Regions from separate parts of the Homo sapiens genome. Here region 2 is linked to region 1. The links are chromatin contacts, found by Hi-C or POLR2A ChIA-PET in ENCODE. All regions are on one chromosome and are shown on one strand. Each heading gives the region's core, a stretch centred on a gene start or an enhancer-like site at or near the end of the contact. The rest is flanking DNA. Distances are from core to core; before and after follow the strand shown.

Evidence for each region. A loop is a pair of places that touch in the nucleus more often than their neighbours do. ChIA-PET counts read pairs that join two places held with the same protein, here RNA polymerase II (POLR2A). Pooled maps may share reads with other maps.
Region 2: a pooled map shows a loop between it and region 1 (7-fold over the local background). The contact joins the promoter of RTN4RL1 here to the enhancer-like site in region 1. A Hi-C loop is called at or near these places in 1 of 168 maps with a recorded cell type or tissue (ovary) and 3 of 50 pooled maps. POLR2A ChIA-PET finds 5 or more read pairs at or near these places in 3 of 52 experiments (H1, WTC11 and activated naive CD4-positive, alpha-beta T cell).

Annotation. Positions count from the first base shown.
Region 1 is chr17:1,944,603-1,949,481 of GRCh38, reverse strand. All of the region lies in intron 1 of RTN4RL1 (reticulon 4 receptor like 1), which reads left to right. Among named protein-coding and RNA genes, the nearest start is that of RTN4RL1-AS1, 71 kb to the left of the region's middle. RefSeq lists enhancers at 626-1,127, 1,128-1,631, 2,802-3,360. Within about 2 kb of position 1,966, at least 3 of the 41 ENCODE cell types and tissues checked have a DNase peak (open chromatin) inside an H3K27ac peak, as active enhancers do.
Region 2 is chr17:2,021,591-2,027,094 of GRCh38, reverse strand. RTN4RL1 (reticulon 4 receptor like 1) reads left to right here and starts at 1,761. Exons shown (of 2, transcript NM_178568.4): 1 at 1,761-2,242. The coding sequence starts at 2,230. LOC105371486 (a long non-coding RNA gene) reads left to right here and starts at 3,413. Exons shown (of 4, transcript XR_001752746.2): 1 at 3,413-3,499. RefSeq lists enhancers at 700-1,200, 2,369-2,914 and a silencer at 4,133-4,312.

The DNA of each region.
Region 1 (4,879 bases), core at 717-3,216:
AAAGGCAGGCTCCCAGCTCCTGTTTTGCATTGTTGACACCTTGGCCTGCCCGTGAGCACCAGGGCCTTCAAGAACAGTGGGTCTTGGCCAGGCGTTGTGGCTCACGCCTGTAATCCCAGCACTTTGGGAGGCTGAGGCGGGCGGATTACCTGAGGTCAGGAGTTGGAGACCAGCCTGGCCAACATGGTGAAACCCCGTCTCTACTAAAAATACAAAAATTAGGCCAGGCACGGTGGCTCACGCCTGTAATCCCAGCACTTAGGGAGGCCGAGGCGGGCAGATCATGAGGTTCGGAGATTGAGAACACCCTGGCTAACACAAGAAAACCCCGTCTCTACTAAAAATACAAAAAAAAAAATTAGCCAGGTGTCGTGGCAGGCGCCTGTAGTCCCAGCTACTCTGGAGGCTGAGGCAGAAGAATGCCTTGAACCCGGGAGGCGGAGCTTGCAGTGAGCCGAGATCATGCCACTGCACTCCAGCCTGGGCGACAGAGCGAGACTCCGTCTCAAAAAAAAACAAAAATTAGCCAGGCGTGGTGGCAGGTGCCTGTAATCCCAGCTACTCAGGAGGCTGAGGCAGGAGAATGACTTGAGCCCAGGAGGCGGAGGTTGCAGTGAGCCAAGATTTCACCACTGCACTCCAGCCTGGGCGACTGAGATTGTCTCAAAAAAAAAAAAGAAAAAGAAAAGAAAACAGTAGGTCCCCACCCCACGCCCTCCCCCTCACACCCCTCCTGGACCCCCAGGCAGGCATCACAAACAGACATTTGCCACCGAGGACGGTCTCGTCGCCACGGAGGTAACCCCTGCCCCACTAAACACACCTATGGTATCACTGAGGACTTGGTGGGCCCATCCGCCCGTCCGCCCGTCCACCTGTGTCTGCCCGTCCGCCTGTGTCCGCCTGTCTGCCTGTGTCTGCCTGTCTGCCTGTCTGCCTGTCCGGCAGTGGGTGGTCCACAATTAGCTGTAGCTTTGGGGGAGGGGCAGTTGGCTCCACAAGGTGCCAAGCTCAGACGCAGGGCCCAGAGCCTTCACTGAAACCTCCTGGGAAGGGCAAGCTCTCAGAAGCCCTCGGCCTTCAGCCCTGGAGTCTGCGCTGCCACAACTCAGGTTCTGGGGCCCCCAAACCTGGGAGCAAATTTGCATAACGGGACACATTTTATGAGCCCTGGAAAGCAGGGGCTACAGGAGGTGGAAATAGAGGCCACGGGCCCTGGGCTTCCTGCAGAGCACTGCCAGGACCAGGTGGGGCTGGCTCGATGGGGAGAGAGGGCCCAGTAGAGAGGTCAGTGCGCTGTTTCCACCTGCAGCCGTAGCCTGGCAGGGACCCTCAGCCCTGGGCTAAAGCCCCTTCTCGGCATCTGATATGTCAGGTCTTTCTGCGGCGGGTTGGGTGCATCAGGGTGGGTGGAGTGAAATCCAGGGTCCAGGGTCCACTGGGGGTTGGGAGAGCCCTAAGCAGGAGTGGGGGCAGCTCCCTCTGGTAACACTAGCAGTAACGTAATCATCACGGCTTAGGGAGGGCCACCCGTACAACCAGCCCTGTCCCACTGAGTGCACCTGAGGAGCCAGCCGCTCTGACCCGCAGTTCCCAGACCTCAGGACTGAGCGCCTGTCCCAAGGTCATCCCACTGCAATGTGCTGCCACGGGGGCCGGTCTCAAGCCTGGGCAGTACGTGGGTCCAGAGCTGTCAGAGTGCCAGCGTCCAGCCCCCACCCCATGCGAGACCTTCACAGCAAGGAGACCGGAGACCCGATGGGCAGAGGGTAGGGGAGCTGGGGGTGGCTCCGACAAGGCCCCCTGAGAATGTGGCGGCCTAATTAGCACGGCATTCCCAGCCAGGCCTGCTCCAGGGGCCCAGCGAGGCAGATGAAAGCTGAAAGGCTATTCCAATAAGGGGCCGCCCACTTCTCAGCTGAGAGCGATCCTGGCGTGCTGGAGGGACCTGGAGTGGGTACATAATTCAGCGTGTCGGGAGGAGGGCGGGAGTTGAAGGCAAACCAGAGCCAGTGCCGAGATAAGACCTGGGATGGGTGGCTCTGCCCAGAACAGGGCCCCGCTCCCTTTTCAGGAGGGTGAGCGAGGCACGCTGCAGGGTGAAGGGGGCCGGGCCGCCACCCTATCCACAGTCCCGAGACAGGCATGTGTTTCTGTGTGCATACCTGTGTATTTGCACACATGCATCGGCTTTGCACGTGCACTCAGCTGTGCACACACATGTAAACACAGGCCCGCCCAGGTACATGAGCACACAAGCGTGCGTGCGCAGACACACGTGCACACACAGACACACAGTCACACAGAGACGCACACAGACCCCGTGCATACACAGACACACATTCAACATAGACACACACAGACCCCGTGCGCACACACACATTGACACAGAGACACGCACAGACCCCGTGCACACACAGACACATTCACAGAGACGCACACAGACACATGTGCACACACAGACACATTCACACAGAGATGCACACAGGCCCCATGCACACACATTCACACAGAGACGCACACAGACCCCGTGCACACACACATTCACACAGAGATGCACACAGACACACGTGCATACACAGACACACGTGCACACACAGAGACACAGACACACGTGCACACAGACACACATTCAACATAGATGCACACAGACCCCGTGCACACACAATTCACACAGAGACGCACACATTCGCCATGCACACACAGACACACAATCACACATAGATCCACACAGACCCCGTGCACACACATATTCACACAGAGACACACACAGACCCCGTGCACACACACATTCACAGAGATGCACACAGACACACATGCACACACACATATTCACACAGAGATGCACAGACACACGTGCACACAGACACACATTCAACATAGATGCACACAGACCCCGTGCACACACACACATTCACACAGAGACACACACATTTGCCATGCACACACAGACACACAATCACACATAGATCCACGCAGACCCCGTGCACCCACAGACACACATTCAACATAGATGGACACAGACCCTGTGCACACACGTACACATGCCCATGACACACAGGTACACACACCACGCACAGGCTCAGTCTGGGCCCAGGCCGGCCTCCTGGCTGCAGGGACTGAGCGGGACGCATGGTGTTTGAGAAGACACGTGCCTTGTGCCTGCCTGTGTGCCCCTCCCCTTCCTGCATTCAGAGGTTTTTGTTGAGGGAGGCACAGGCTTGGATTTGCCTGACCTGAATGACCTGGATGACTGACCTGTCCTGGTTGGTTGGTTTGTTTGGGACTGTCCTGGTTTTAGCACTGAAAGTCCCACACATCCTGGAAAACCCCTCTGTCCCAGGCAAACCTGCCCTGGTCACCCTGCCCTGGGCCTCTGGCTGGCCTGGGGCTGGATCCTCCTTCCCAGAGCTCTCCTCACCGTGTGGTCACCCCGTGATTGACCAGGAAGCCTCCAGATAGAGCCAGGGCCTAGTCTCTGCTCTCACCCTGGAGGCTCTGAGTCTCCTCGCTTTGGGTAAGCGCCCCTCTGTTTATGGAGCGCCTGCTAGGAGCCAGGCCCTGGGCCTAGGGCTTCCTGAGCAGCATCTCTCAGTCCCCCTGCTGACTCAGAAAGATTCTTCCTTCATCCAGCCATTGTGACAGGTCACCTGCTGGATGCCAGTGTTCTGGGCCCTGAGGGTACTGCGGAGAACACAGCAGGCAAAACCACCGTCCTCACGGAGTCAACATACACTCAGTGCGGAGAGATGGAAAGTCAATAAGAAAAATAAGGAAATCACGTAGTGTATTAGAAGAGGGGGAATGCTGTGGGGTAAAGTGAAGCAGGGCGGCCGGGCGTGGTGGCTCACAACGGTTATCCCAGCACTTTGGGAGGCCCAGGTGGGAGGATTGCTTGAGGCCAGGAGTTTGAAACAAGCCTGGTCAACATAGTGAAACCCCATCTCTATTTTTTAAAAAAAGACTGGGCGCAGTGGCTCACACCTGTAATCCCAGCACTTTGGGAGGCCAAGGCGGTGGATCAAGAGGTTGGGAGTTCAAGACCAGCCTGGCCAACATGGTGAAACCCCATTTCTACTAAAAATACAAAAATTAGCCGGGCATGGTGGCGGGCACCTGTAATCCCAACTACTCAGGAGGATGAGGCGAGAGAATCGCTTGAACCCGGGAGGTGGAGGTTACAGTGAGCTGAGATCGTGCCACTGCACTCCAGCCTGGGTGATAGGTGAGATTCTGTCACAGAAAACAAAAAACAAAACCACCAGGTTGCTCAGACAAGGCCTCAGGGGACTTGGGGCACCTGAGGAAGAGGCAGGGACAGCTGCGAATGGTGGGGTGAGGGCAGGAGTCCCCCAGACACCCTGGGAAGCGCTCCAGGCAGAGGGAACAGCACGTGCAAAAGGCTAGAGGTGGAGCATCCCTGGCGTGAATAGGGTGTATCAGGGAGGCCACTGCGGCTGGGGAGGGAAGGAGGGGGTGGCAGCTCAGATCCAACTGGGCCTCTGGGCCACAGAACAGACTTGGAGGGACCTTACTGAGAGAGATGGGAGCCACAGAGGGGTGCTGGATCTCCCTGCCTACTGTGTCAGATGAGATACAGGGGCGAGGTTGGGGCAGAGGGACCACTTAGGAGCCTATTGCAATAGTCCAGGTGAGAGGTGATGGTTGCCCAGACTAGGGTGGTGGCCATGAGAAGTGGGTAGTTGCGTAATACATTTTGAAGTTGGCCGGGCACGGTGGCTCATGCCTGTAATCCCAGCACTTTGGGAGGCCAAGGTGAACAGATCACCTGAGGTCAGGAGTTTGAGACCAGCCTGGCCAACATGACGAAACACCGTCTCTACTAAAAATACAAAAATTAGCCGGGTGTGGTGGTGGG
Region 2 (5,504 bases), core at 512-3,011, 78 kb before region 1:
TGATCTCGGCTCATTGCAATCTCCATCTCCTGTGTTCAAGAGATTCTCCCGTAGCCTCCCAAGTAGCTGGGATTACAGGCGCACACCACCACGCTCGGCTAATTTTTGTATTTTTAATAGAGACGGGGTTTCACCTTGGCCAGGCTGGTCTCGAACTCCTGACCTCAAGTGATCTGCTCAGCCTCCCAAAGTGCTGGGATTACAGGTGTGAGCCACCGCGCCCAGCCTGGCCCTTTTTTTTTTTTTTTTTTTGAGACAGAGTCTCACTCTGTCACCCAGGCTGGAGTGCAGTGGCGCGATCTCGGCTCACTGCAACCTCCGCCTCCCGGGTTCAAGCGAGTCTCCTGCCTCAGCCTCCCGAGTACCTGGGATTACAGGCGCCTGCCACCATGCCCGGCTAATTTTTGTATTTTTATTAGAGACCGGGTTTCACCATGCGGGCCAGGGTGGTCTCGAACTCCTGACCTCGTGATCTGCCTGCCTCCGCCTCCCAAAGTGCTAGGATTACAGGCGTGAGCCACCGCGCCCGGCCCTGACCTTCTTTTTGACCTTCCTATCATGTCACCTTTTCCTACAAGGAGGGATTCAGTTGGATTTCTGCTTGGATGTCACCTGCTCAGAGCAGCTTTCCTTGACTGCCACCTCTACCCCCGTGTCAGCTCCAGAACAATACTCTGCTTGTTTTTCTTCGAAGCACAATCTTCCCATCTTCTCTGGACTTTCCTCATTTGGCCCCTATTAAAATGGAAACTCCTTGAGGACAGGGCAAAGACAAGTCTTTTTCGTCTGCTGAATTTTCAGGAACAGTAGTGCCCCACACATGCTGAGCCTTCGGTGAATGTGTGTTGAATGACAGCCTTGGTCCATCCGCTTTTTCTTCTCTCCGAATCCCTCTGATCCCAGGCCAGCAGGGGGTGCCGCCTCCACCCAGGATCTCGCCTGGCCCGAACCTTCTCTTCCCTCAGCTCAACAGGCCCCTGCGGGACCCGCTTTCCAAGCGGCGCCTCCTCCATTTTCCGCGAACCCCCCGGCGGGGTCTGTGTGGACCAAGGGAGATCAGAGACCCCCCGCCGCCACCCCACCCAGGCGGAGACGGCCCACCCGAACCCGCACGGGTCCTTCCTTCTCCCTGGAATTTGCAGCTGGCCCTTTCCGAATGCTTGCTCCCCTCCTCTCCCCACGAAAGAACAGTGTCCTGGGACTCGGGGTGCGGGGCAGCCGGGTTCGCTGGAGCTGTTCAGTGCGGGGAAGAGCCGTCGAGACTGGGAGAAGGGGCGCTGGCCAGGGAGGAGACGGGGCAGGGAGCGGACTCGCGATCCGTACTCTGGGCGGCGGTCCTCGCGTCCCAGCCGCGTCTCCCGATGACCTCCAGCCGCGAAGGGCGAGCGGGCGGGGGCTGGGCTGCGGGTTCGGGCTCCAGGAGGCCTGCGGGGCCGGGGAGGGGCGTGGAGTGGTCCGAGGACCGGCTTGGGGACTGGGGGCAGGTGCCTGGACGGACGCGGGCCGAGCATCTTCCCCGGGGGCGGGCGCAGTGAAAACACCTTGGGAGGCGGCGCCGCGCGGCTGAGCGCTGCTGCCTTGGGAATAGGACGGCGCTCGGCACTGCGAGCTGAGAGCACTTTCATAAATTTTGTATGGGAGGCGCTCCGTGAGCGGGGGCGGGGAGCGGAGCGAGAGGGAGGGAGCTAGAGAGCAAGGGAGGGAGGGAGGAGGAGAGGAGGGGGAAGCCGGGGGGAGGAAGGGAGGCGCCCCGCTCCGCCGATCGCTCGGTCCTGCAAACGCGCGCCGGGCGCTTTCCCCGGAGCTCGGCGGTGCGTGCGAGCGCCCTTTTGCTGCAGCCGCGGCGGCGGTGGTCCGAGGGGGCGGAGAGGAGGGGGCTGCGGCCGGCCGGCCAGGGGGCGGCGTCCCCCCTCAAAACCGCCTGCGAAGTGCTCCGGGTGGCAGAAGCAGGCCGCCGGCTCCGCGGAGCAAGCCGCTCGCCCCGGGGCTGAGCAAGCGCGCGGGGCTGCCGGGCAGCACCACGGTTGCTTGCGGGCGCCGGTGCCCTCGGCGCGGGGCTGGAGCTCACCATGCCCCTGCGGGGCCGGGCCACCGGGCACGAGCGGATCCCCGGCTTGCCCCCGCCTCGACGCGCTCGGATTAGCTGCAGCTGGCGCCCAGGGATTTGAATCTGGACCCCGGGAGGGAGTGCGCCTAGGCCGACCTCGGAGCGGCGGCCCCGTGGCCAACATGCTTCGCAAAGGTGAGTTGGAGCCGCAGGGGCAAGTTGAAGTTGAATGCGCTCCGGAAAGAGCCGCGAGCCCGGGCGCCGCCCGGCGCCGGGGCTCCCGGTCTGGGAAGTAGCCCCCGGCGGGCTGGTGGGTTTTGCCGGGCGCACCCGCCGAGGGGCTGCTGCTGGGGCTCAGCTCCCGTCAGCGGCCAGTTGTGAGACACGGGGTTTTCTCCATGGATCGAGTGGCCAGGCCTAGAGATCCGGCCCGGAGGGGTCAGTCGGAGACCAGAGTGAGCGGCCGGTGGTGGAAGGGGAGCCGGCCTCCTGGGACCTTTGCTTTGCTGGGATAAAGTTTTGCACTTGCAGCCTCCATTCCCTGCGCGGGCACACGCCCTTGCTTCTGCCGCTTTGTGGAGGCCGAGTCCGCACGGCGCCCCCGTGCAGCCAGCGGTCAGTGACCGCGCGGCCCGGGCGCTCCCCGCGCGCCCTAGCTCCCCAGACGGGGCCCGGACGCGGACGTCTTCTCTGCAGTTCTGCTCTGATCGCTAGGGATGGGCTCTGGGCACCCAGCGGCTGAGGGTGGGGAGCGGCCAGCGCCTGATGTCCAGTTCCTCAAACTTTCATTATGCTGGGAGCGGAGGGACGCGAAAGCCGTGCCGCCAGTGTGCGCGACCGGTGCACAGCTCAACTTGAGGACAGCTGGCTTCGCGACCACCGTAGCTAGACGCCCCAGCAGCCCGGCCCGGTACGGAGCGCGGCAAAGTTGGTGCGGGCACCGGGGAAGTCCCGCCGCGCCCCCACGTGGTTGCCACGCGGGGCGCCGTCCCCCGGGCCCTGGGAGGGCAGGTGATCACGCCGGGAGCCCACGGGCCCCGCCACCAGCTGTTCCAGCCTCTGCGTCTGCCTCTCCCCTCCCAGGCCCGAGCAGGCTGTGGCGCCCCGCCGGGATCCCCCCCGCGCCTGGCCCGGCCAGGAGGCTGAGAAGCCGCGGCGCCTGCGGCTGGCTGCCCCGGCCCTGCGGGAGCGGCTGAGGCGGGAGCTCAGGTAGCCGAGGGGCCTGATCCCTGCGCTCCACGCTCCAGCCTTAATCCGCCCCTGTTTCCATGGCAACAGACCGAGGTGTCGTAAGCACAGGATTCTGACCTCACAGCAGGATGGGGAAGGAGAAAACGCGCACGGGGAGGGGGTGGAGGGGGGGGAGGTTGGGGAGGTGGGGGGAAGCGAAGCCCTAAGATGGGCGGAGAGAAGCAGATGTGGAGGTGATGGCGAAGACCCAGATATAAGCAGGTCAGGCAGGTGGGTGGAGGAACCACGCCTTTGGTGGGGCAGTGAAGGCCGTGTGGTGGTCCTAGCTTGGGCCGACCGAGGAAGCTGAGTTGCCCCGTCGTCCTGGAATAGTAACAAACTTGTGTGTGACTTGTGCCCTCCACGTGGGTCGGTGCAGTTCAGGGGGAAACGCCGGCTGCCTTCGCTGTGGTATGGAAGAGTTTCTGGGGCTAGTTGGAGAAACCGCTTCGCAGACACACCCCAGGTTCTCCTTTTCCCTGCAGAAAGGGACAAAAAGTCCTTTCAGCAACCGAGCAGTGCTGGCCAAAGTGTCTTTGCACAGAGAAGGTGCTTTTTACAGAGCTGAGCAGAAGCCCGGGTCTGAGAAACTTGGGCCTGGAGCGTGCAAACTTGCCCCGGTCGAGAAGGCTTCCCAGACAGCTCTGAGAGGCCGCCATGTCTGGGCTGCAGGTCTGTGATAGGGATAATGGAGAGGAACTGACATCTCATTTCCCTTTTGGTCTTTTGTCTTTTGGCAGTTTATAGTTAAAAATGAGCCACCAAGCAGCCCACACACTTTATTTATATGGTTTAGGTGCCCAAGGAGGCTCCAGCAGCCTCCAAGAGCCTTTCTCTCCCACCCTGGCTAGCCAGAGGCCCAGCTGTGGATGAGCACAGTGCACTGTGGGGGCCGCTCCCCGGGGGGAGGCTCCTTACCCTGCACAAGAGGCGGCCACCGGAGGCTTAGCAGTCACGTGTGTTTGCCACTCGGGCTGTTTCTTCCTTCCTGCACAGCCTGGTTGGCTGAAGAGGTTCCACCGATAGGTTTCCACCTGGATTGGCCCAAAGGAAGCAGAGCAGAGAAGCCCTTCACTGGGCTGGGCTCAGCCTGGGTGACCTGGAGACCGCCCCTAGGGCATCGTGTGGACGGGTGACTTGTGTTGGTTCTTTCCTGGGCAGGCAGTTTTCTCTCTTGGCCCCAGATCCTGATCTTTTGGATTAGTTTCTTCTGCACACCTGTATAGGACACTCAGATTCTCTGTATGGATTCTAGGTAGGCGCCCAAAGCCAAAAGCATGCCTGAGGCTAATGCCCAGGGAGGTGGCCATTGAAGTGTCTGCTTCTAGAATTCTTCCCAAAGTTTCCAAGCGAAAATGATACAGGAGGCCAGGTGTGGTGGCTCATGGCTGTAATCCCAGCATTTTGGGAGGCCGAGGTAGGAGGATCACTTGAGACCAGGAGTTCGAGGCCAGCTCGGGCAACAGAGTGGGACTTCGTCTCTACAAAAAAAAATTTTTTTTGAGACAGAGTTTCACTCTGTTGCCCAGGCTGGAGTGCAGTGGTGCAATCTCAGCTAACTGCAACCTCTGCCTCCCAGATTCAAGCAATTCTCCTGCCTCAGCCTCCCAAGTAGCTAGGACTACAGGTGCACGCCACCATGCTTGACTCATTTTTTGTATTTTTAGTAGAGATGGGGTTTTGCCATGTTGGCCAGGCTGGTCTCAAACTCCTGGTCTCAAGTGATCTGCCCACCTCGGCCTCCTGAAGTGCTGGGATTACAGGTGTGAGTCACTGCACCCGGCCAAAATTTTAAAAAATTTGCAGTGGCATACACTGGTGGTCCCAGCTACTTGAGAGGCTGAGGTGGGAGGATCACTTGAGTCTGAGAGGTGGGGGCTGCAGTGGGCCGAGATTGTACAACTGCCCTCCAGCCTGGGGGACAAAGCCAGACCCTATTTAAAAAAAAAAAAAAAAAAAAAAAGACCGGGCACAGTGGCTCACACCTGTAATCCCAGCACTTTGGGAGGCCGAGTTGGGAGGATCACCGGAGGTCAGGAGTTCGAGACCAGCCTGGCCAACATGGTGAAACCCCGTCTCTACTAAAAATACAAAAATTAGCCGGGCGTGCTGGTTCATGCCTGTAATCCCAGCTCCTTGGGAAGTTGAGGCAGGAGAATTGCTTGAACCCGGGAGGCGGAGGTTACAGTGAGCCAAGATCGCACCACTGCACTCCAGCCCAGGAGAA